Linked DNA regions of Homo sapiens: region 2 is linked to region 1. Evidence: chromatin loops called from intact Hi-C (ENCODE). Cell type or tissue: PC-3. All regions are shown on one strand. Links, peaks and the distances in the headings refer to the core of each region. The heading gives the core; the rest is flanking DNA.

Evidence for each region. Hi-C counts contacts between places; a loop is a spot of excess contacts. Peaks named below come from ENCODE experiments on the same cell type or tissue, not always from the same donor. Only the 100,000 strongest peaks of a DNase experiment are listed, where the experiment ranks them.
Region 2: a loop joins it to region 1, with 7 times the contacts of the local background. A loop is called at or near these places in 1 of 110 quality-filtered maps.

What each region holds. Positions count from the first base shown.
Region 1 is chr2:204,531,447-204,535,850 of GRCh38, forward strand. No RefSeq gene overlaps it. Among named protein-coding and RNA genes, the nearest start is that of PARD3B, 12 kb to the right of the region's middle. In PC-3, for the core only: no CTCF peak of the experiment used is centred there; DNase peaks (open chromatin) are centred at 2,385 and 2,715; H3K4me3 peaks cover 619 bases; H3K27ac peaks cover 1,829 bases.
Region 2 is chr2:204,643,206-204,647,609 of GRCh38, forward strand. All of the region lies in intron 1 of PARD3B (par-3 family cell polarity regulator beta), which reads left to right. Among named protein-coding and RNA genes, the nearest start is that of PARD3B, 100 kb to the left of the region's middle. In PC-3, for the core only: no CTCF peak of the experiment used is centred there; a DNase peak (open chromatin) is centred at 1,976; H3K27ac peaks cover 2,427 bases.

The DNA of each region.
Region 1 (4,404 bases), core at 80-4,079:
CTCTTCTGTACAGCACAAAATATAGGCAGAAGCAGCATGACTTGTCCTCTTGAATAATCTGGAAAAGTGGCACTATTTGAAATGGGTTAATATGTTGATATGACTGTTTTAAGATGATTGAAAAAATATTAGCGAAAGAAATGTGAAAACAGGACTTGATTTTTCACATCTTTTCTCCAGTGTTATTCACCACCAGTTTGGACCTGCAAATATAAACTCAGAAAGCAGACTCTCCAACTACCTGTTTCTAAACTTATGTCATTTGTAAATGGTTCATATGCCTGAGACTGTTTCTATATCCTATTCTATGATATAAGTCTAGCACCTGATTTTAATCTTTTAAATAGATAATTATAATATTTTAATAATAATATGAATATAAATATTATAGCCGTGTTTAGGAAAAACAAAAAATGCCAAATTGAGTATAGTAATAGTCCTTTCTGGTCAGCATTCTTATTTTAATGATGATATCAATAGATATTTTGCACGAAAGTTTGGTTACTCTGCGCAACAAAAATCGACTTTAAGAGATAAGTAAAACTTTTCAAACACTCCTAGCAAGTCACTCAGGCTGGAGTGCAATGGTGCAATCTCGGCTCACCACCACCTCTCCCTCCTGGGTACAAGCCGTTCTCCTGCCTCAGCCTCTAAGTAGCTGGGATTACAGGCGCCCACCACTGCGCCTAGCTAATTTTTGTATTTTTAGTAGGGAGGGGCTTTCACCATGTTGACCAGGCTGGTCTCGAACACCTGACCTCAGGTGATCCACCCGCCCCAGTCTCCCAAAGTGCTGGGATTGCAGGCATGAGCTACCGCGCCTAGCCCTAGCAACTCCTAATAGTCTAGCAAACGTCTATCTGGTTCAAAAGTAATGAAGGGCTTTGTTATCTAGTGAGAGTCATGTGTATTGAGGGATCAAGCCACACCAAAGAGACTTTAGAAATACTTGTTCCTCAAGTAAGCTTGATGGACGGAGCCAAATCTAGGATGGCAAAATGGCCAGAGGCGATGTTCACAGTCCACGCCATTGCATACTTGAAGGTGCATCCTTCATGGTGAACACTTCACCTCACAGTCTGACTCTTGATTTTTTTGCATAATGTTCAATAGGATGGGGAAAAGAATAAATTATTTCAGAAAAAAATTAAAACAACAGTGTGCTGGACACATTCCCTACGTCCCTTCAGATCCACCCTCCACCCTTTTCCACACAAACTCTTAGCTACAGGAGTTTCACAGGACTTTCTGCCTTCTGCCTCCAAGTGGGCTTGATCAGTGAAATGTACCTGTAGGAGATAGATGTGGAAGGATATGAGATGGGTGTACTTAGTCTCCCAGCTCTCTTTCTGCCACGTTGCTATGGATTGGCTGCATCTCTGCTGGGCTAGTGTTCATGATATGTCAGGTGGCCCTTTCTATATCAGTCTTAGTAGGGATGTAATGTCTTCCCATCTTGCTAGCTCTAACTGCACCTGCCATTGTTGGGTTGCCTAAAGCTGCCCACACCAGTAAGTGGTTTCTGTAGTAAAGTTTCATCACTTAACCTGGTTAAAGTGTGCCATGTGATTCTTTCTAGAAACCTGATTGACACAAACATTAAAACTAAAAGCCAATGGTTTTAGGTGAGGTCATTTGTAATAAAATGAGAAGTAATTTTGAAAACTTCATCAACTACACAGATGCACATTGATTTAGGTAGGAAAAGGTAAAGGATAAATTTTTCTCAAGGCTGAATTATTTTACCTTACAGAGAAAAAAATATTAAAAAGATATCAGAACTAGAGGCAAAAGCTTAGAAGAATGAATTCATTGTTTATCTTAACTATAACTTAAGGAGAGTTTAAAATTTTTGGTGAGGTAAGCAGAGATTTATTTTGTTTTAGAGCTCTTATTCACAATCAGTACCTTCAAGGCAAAACTGCGGAGGCTTTCATTGCATATGGCAAAATGGCTATAACAAAAATGAAGTTTGAGAGTTGGGTAATGAGAATTGATTCTGTGGATAACCACTCTTAGTTTGTAAATTTGATGAAAATTATAGAGTTAGAAATAAATAAGCAACACTCTCAGCAATTTTTCATCACTTAAAATATCCTTTGAGTAATTCTGCAGGGCATACTCGAAACTGATGAGTGGATCAAAAATGCTTACTGATCATCACATGTCAGAAGTGACATGACCTCACAGGAGAAAGACTACTGAAATGTTCACCAACAGTAGTATGAAAATTTGTACTAAAGCCCCTTTGGCCACATTCTGGAAATCTCAGTCCTGGGTGTAGCTTCCAGGAGAGCAGAGGTATTGCTTCTCTCATTTACTGCTGTATAACCTAAAATAGAACCTGACACATAGTAGTCACTAGATAAATATTTGCTGAACAGCTGAATCAATTTAATGGGTGTTTCCTTGGTGATTACTCTGGTTTTGCTCATAAAGTTTTGTTTTGTTTTGTTTGGCAGGGGAGCCTTGTTCTGTCGACCAGGCTGGAGTACACTGTTGCCATGTTGCCATCATAGCTTACTGCAGCCTCAACTTCCCGGGCTCAACACACCTCAGCCTCCTGAGTAGCTGGGACCACAGGTGTGAGCCACCACATGTGGCTAATTTTTTTATTCTTTGTAGAGACGAGTTCTCCCTATGTTGCCCAGGCTGGTCTTGAACTCCTAGGATCAAGTGATCCTCCCACCTTGGCTTCCCAAAATGCTAGGATTACAGGCATGAGTCACCACACTCAGCTCTTTGCTCATAAAGTTATAAAAAAGTAAACGATTGCCATTTGTAATACATATTTAGATGACTAACTTCTCAATTTGTAATAACAATTATAAACCTTCGGCAGTGGAGAGAAATTGCCTGGATAAAGCTGAAGGACCCAGTGGATTAACATCCCATTCTTTAGCCAAAGAGATGGTAAGAAAATACTTTTTCTTAATGAAAATTAATCTAAAACATATTTTTAATAAAAAAACAATATGAATGTACTGTCAAGTAGAATGCAAAATTAAAATGATTTTCTTTTAGCTAGAATATGAGACATGAGGGGGTTTGCCTTTCTTGCAATGGCTTCTGATACGGTTTCACTGTGTCCCCACCCAAATCTCATCTTGAACTGTAATCTCCATAATCCCCAAGTGTTTCGGGGGGACCCGGTAGGAGGTAATTGAAATATGGGGGTGGTTTCCCCCTTGCTGTTCTTGTGATAGTGAGTTCTTATGAGATCTGATGGTTTTATAAGTGTCTACCATTTTCCCTGTTTGCACTCATTCTTTCTCCTGCCACCCTGTGAAGAGGTGCCTTCCACCATGATTGTAAGTTTTCTGAGGCCTCCCCAACCCTGCAGAACTGTGAGTCAATTTTAAACCTCTTTTCTTTGTAAATTACCTAGTCCCAAGCAGTTCTTCATAGCAGCACAAGAATGGACTAATACAGCTTCCTTCTCAAGATGCTGGAAGTTCCTGTTAACTCTCCTAGGCTTTCAGGAATCCTGCTCACAGGCTTCAATAGACGTTTTGGCCATTGTATCAGACCCATATGAGCCACTATCACTAAGCTACTATCAGCTATTTATTTGGTTCCATTTTCTGCTAATTCACCCTTTTGGGTGTTTTTCTGAAAATAACTGGAGTCATTTACAATACATTCCTTCATCTATTCAAGCATTCATATTATCTCTAGGTCTGTTTATCACTCATTACCTGAGCCCTCGTTTCCATGTAAAGCATCGTGTCTGTGAATTTTTAACAGTTCTTTTATTACCTTATTTCTTAGGTTGGATTATCTGCAGAACAGACTATGAGAAGGAGATTCATATGTGTAAATTTATTGGTGAATGTGCTCAAAATCAGTTCTTGTGTGGAAGTGAAGTAGGGTTACGTGGAGAAAGGAGTTGGGAAGGGACACTTTTGCAACAAAGGTTTTCCATAACTGTGATGGACATTCAGAGTTGATCAGCCTTCAAGCAAGGGGTCTGGGCCTTTATTCCTTCCCTCACACACATAGACCACTCACTGAATGTGGGCATGTGGGCTGCCCTATGAATGAGGTCCAATCTTGGGCAATGAGGCTCTGTTCCATTGAGGGTAATTCCTGGTTAGTGGCTCAGATGAGATTCTCAGCTGCCAACAATACCAGCATCACCGGATGAGTATTCAGTCCTGAAGGGGGAGTGGGTCTGTGTGATTCACTGTAGCGCACATTATACTATAGTAGGGTAGGGGTGGAAAAGGTGTAAGGCCCTTCCTCACCCATCGTAAGGGTCATGGCCTACACTCCTACAGTAAAAGACAGATTAACAAGAGAAAAGCATAACAAATTTACTTAATCAAAGTTTTATGTGACACAGGAGCCTTCAGACATGAAGACTCAAATACCCAGGGAAAACTGTACATTTTTATGTCTGAA
Region 2 (4,404 bases), core at 314-4,313, 110 kb after region 1:
CACCTTCTGCCATGATTGTAAGTTTCCTGAGGCCTCCCTAGCCGTGCCTCCTGTACAGTCCGTGGATCTGTGAGTCAAACCTCTTTTTTCCATAAATTACCCAGTCTGTAATACAGCATAATTACATCCTAACTCCCCATTGCCTTCCAGGGAGTCTGTCCTGGACTTCATCCCTCCTCTCCAAACTCTTGATAAACATTATTTTTTGAATATCTTCATACCATCTCAAACACATGTCTACAGTAGAACTGAGTGTCTTTCTACGAATTTGACTCCTTAGCTTGAAGGTTTAAAGCAAACTTGTCCAACCTGTGACTCATGGGGCCACATGCAACGCAGGACGGCTTTGAATGAGGCCCAACACAGATTCGTAAACTGTCTTAAAACATTATGAGATTTTTTTGTGATTTTTTTAAGCTCATCAGCTATTGTTAGTGTTAGTATATTTTATGTGTGGCTACACTGGGCCACACTGGAAGAAGACAATTCTTCTTCTTCCAGTGTGGTGCAGGGAAGCCAAAAGATTGGACACCCCTCTTATAAAGGATACTAGCAATTGCCTATTTATTCAGATTAAGAACTGCAAATTCTTCTGGACATATTCTCCAGAAAAAGTTCATATATGCAGTGCTTTGCATAAAATTCAGGCTTGATGACTAGTCCCTCCTGAAGCTAACCTGAGTATACAACATTTAAAAAGTAGAAGCCTGACTGCGAGGATGACATCAAAGGCCCACTGTCCAGTATTTCATGTCTGTACACTGGTGGATCACTACCCTTAACTAGTCTTCCCCTTCTCAAGCCTCTTGTAAGAATTCTTTCCTTTAGCAACAGCAATTTATTTATTCGTTCTCTGAAGGAGGCTTGTTTTCCTTTCTCCACTCCATTGGTAACACATCTCATCCCATCCCATTTAGAATTCTTGCTGTAGTTCTTTTTGCCCAGTGACCTTTTCCACCCTTTAAAACCCAGCCATGTTACACCTCCTCTAAAGTTGAAATTATGCTTCCTGTTATGTTTTCATGGGGACACATTTCTCTACATAGGGACTGAAAGTTCCTTAAGGACAAGGACAGTCATTTATTTTACTACTCAAAGTGCATGGTATACATATCAAGCAAATACTTTTGGTTGATTTTGTATGGGTGTGTGGGTGTCTATCTTTGTGTGTGGGTGTGTTTGTACCTCAACCCTGCCGAGGTGCCCATTTTGCTTTCATGTGTGGTCTTGGAAGTCTTTTTTATGTACCAATATAGACTCTTTTATTAACATATTATTACTATGTTAGTTGAAAGTGAAAAATAATTCCACTGAATATTTTAACAATAAAAGCAAAATATGTGGTCTCTTTCAAAATTAGAATATTTTCCCTAGTTAGAGAGTTAGAATAATTTAAATTTTAAAATATTTTAATTGGATATTAATGTATACTAATTTATTAATAAAAGAAAATGTGTGTGGGGTCCCACAGGATTATTCCTAGGATAAATAGACAGTTTTTTTCCTTAAGAATATGCCACTTAAAAATATTAGAATACACTGAATCCCAAATGAGGTTTATGGTACATGATATCATGATTTATGGGAAGAGTTGGATCTGAATATATTTACTGTATATTCTTATGATACTTTTATAAAAAAATTCCTCCCCAGAGAGCTAGAGAATAAACATAAATGGCAAGTATGAAAAACCTTTTAAATATTGGGAACCAGTAAATTTTTTTTTTTGTTTTAGTTGCTGCTTTCCTAAGAGAGATACTCGATGAAAGTTGTTGACCAAAGTACATTTTTAAATCTTGGGTGGTTTAGGCAGGATTTATGCAGAAGTGATTTTGTCTTTAGATTCTTAAAAGGGTTCTGGAGAGATTTTATTTGATATTAAAGCTGTGAGATTGTAAATGGAGAAAAGTCATTCTGTGTGTATTTGACAGTCACCCATATCCTGTCACTGACGCTGAGATGGAAGCAAACTGAGTATTACTCACTTCATTGGCTCTATGGTATTTACTTAACTATATTAAACAAACACTGGGGAAACCTCAGGCCCTCTGATATAAAATATGCAAATCCTTAAGCATGACAATTTATTAGAAAAAGAGAAAAATAAAGTGTGTCCATTGACAGTTCTGTGCAGAATTTAGGCAATGACTCATACATATTTTGCTGATTGTTTTTGTAATAAAAATTATTCAAGAGAAAAATTAATACATTTTTATTTTCATAAGCAGTTCATTAATTATGTGAAGAAAAAAATTTTGTTTCATGGGTTTCTTAGGCAACAATCTGTACTTTGGCTTAATGTGACATATTAGTTAAGGCATTTTCCTGCATATTCCAACTTTAGGCCTCTTAAACCTTTGCTCATAAATGTTACTGTTCATCAGCCTGTCAGTTAGCTGTCAAGTTGTGGTGTCAGCTCTCTTAGACTCATCATAGTAGCCCATTCTTGTATTAGTACTTTCTACCTAAGTATTTCTTAAATGATGACTGAATTATTTTAATACACAAATATGAAGTGACCATATAACTTCTTTTGGTTCACTAGAGCCAAATGCATCTCACTAAACTTTTAAAAGAAGGCAATTTCCAATTCCAAAAGCATCTTCTGTCATGTCTTCCTTTGCTTTTTTGACATGGAAGTATAATATTTTTAAGATAAGGTATCTGGATAATCAATGTATTTTCATGGCTTACTCAATGAATTTTGTCACTAGATGTGACTGCTATAACGTGTCTCTCTTCCTTCTTGTCTAAGGATGCTTTCTACTTCTAGCTATAATGTGTCTCTCTTCCTTCTTGTCTAAGGATGCTTTCTGGTTCTAGCCAAAGAACATTCTGGATTTATTGTTTTATTTGGTTTTGACATATGTTCTTTCAATTAAACACATTTAAAAATAGGAGATATACAGACATGCATAAAGCATATATACTTTAAATAGAAGCTATAAATTATAAAATACATACCTCTGCACTTGTATTACCACTTCCCTGGTGAAGAAATGGAATGTTGCTTGCACCCCAGAAGTTCTCACGTGCCACTGCTGAAACACTTTTCCCTTACTGCAGAGGAAAGCACTATCCTGAATGTTGTGATTATTATTCCTTTCTTTTCTTTCCTACCTAATGTAGGACTCTAAACATTCAGTTTAGTTTTTCGTGTTTTTTGAACTGTATATGAATGTACTCATACAGTGTTGTGTCTGAATGCTTTCATTCAGTGTTTGTGAGATTCATCCATGTCATTGCGTGAAGCTGTAGGTTGTTAGTTTTCAGTTATAATCATTCCCTCATATTAATATATTAAACGTGAATTATCCACTCTCTTGATGACCATTTGTGTTGTTTCTAACCTGGGGCTATTGTGAACAGGGTTGTGATGAATATTCTGAGACATACCAGTGTGTACATACATTATCTTCCTTAATTTATAGATGAGTGGATCATAGGGTTATATTCATTTTCCACTTCCCAGATAATGAGAATAGTTTTGCAAGTTAGTTGTGCCAGTTCATATTTCTATTATCAGAGTTCTGGTTCTTCCACATCCTAGAGTATGTTTAGTATTACAGCTGCTCCTTTATAATGGGGTCACATCCTGATAAACCAATGGTAAGTTGAAAATATAGTAAGTAAACAATGCATTTAATACACCTAACCTACAGAACATCATAGCTTAGCCTACCTTAAACACTCTATGAACACTTACATTATCCTACAGTTGGACGAAATTATCTATTACAAATTCTATTTTATAATAAAGTGTTGAATATCTAACTTAAGAGTATTGAAACACATAAGACCAACCTGGGAAAAGACAAAAATTCAAGATACAATTTCTACTGAATGCTTATTGCTTTTACACCATCGTAAAGTCGAAGAGTTTTAAGTTAAACCACTGTAAGTTGGAGATCATCTGTATTAGTTACTGCTTTTGCTATTTCAATGGGTGTTCAGTGGTATCTCATTGTAGTTTTAATTAGCATTTTCTGGATAACCAATAAGGTTGAGTTCCTTTCTAGATGTTTATTGGTCGTTTATTCTTTTCTGTAAAGTATTTTGTTTGTCTTTTTCTATTGGGTTGTCTGTTGTTCATTTTTGTTTTTTGAGGCATTCCTTATATTCTGCATATCTGTCCTTTGTTGGATACAGTTTTGTTATACATGTATTTTTTTTAATTTTGTGCCTTGCTGCATTTTATGATTGGAAGTTTAGTCTAAATTTCTCAATTTTTTTGTATGTGGTTTATACCTTTTGTCTTATTTGCATATTTTTTTGACATTTCATTATTTCTAATTCACTGAAAAAATGTTGGATTCAGGTTAAGTTGTATGTAATAAGACTGGAAGAAAAATGGCCATATTGCACTGTCTCTAAAGTACCCTGGAGTGGTACACTGTGATCATA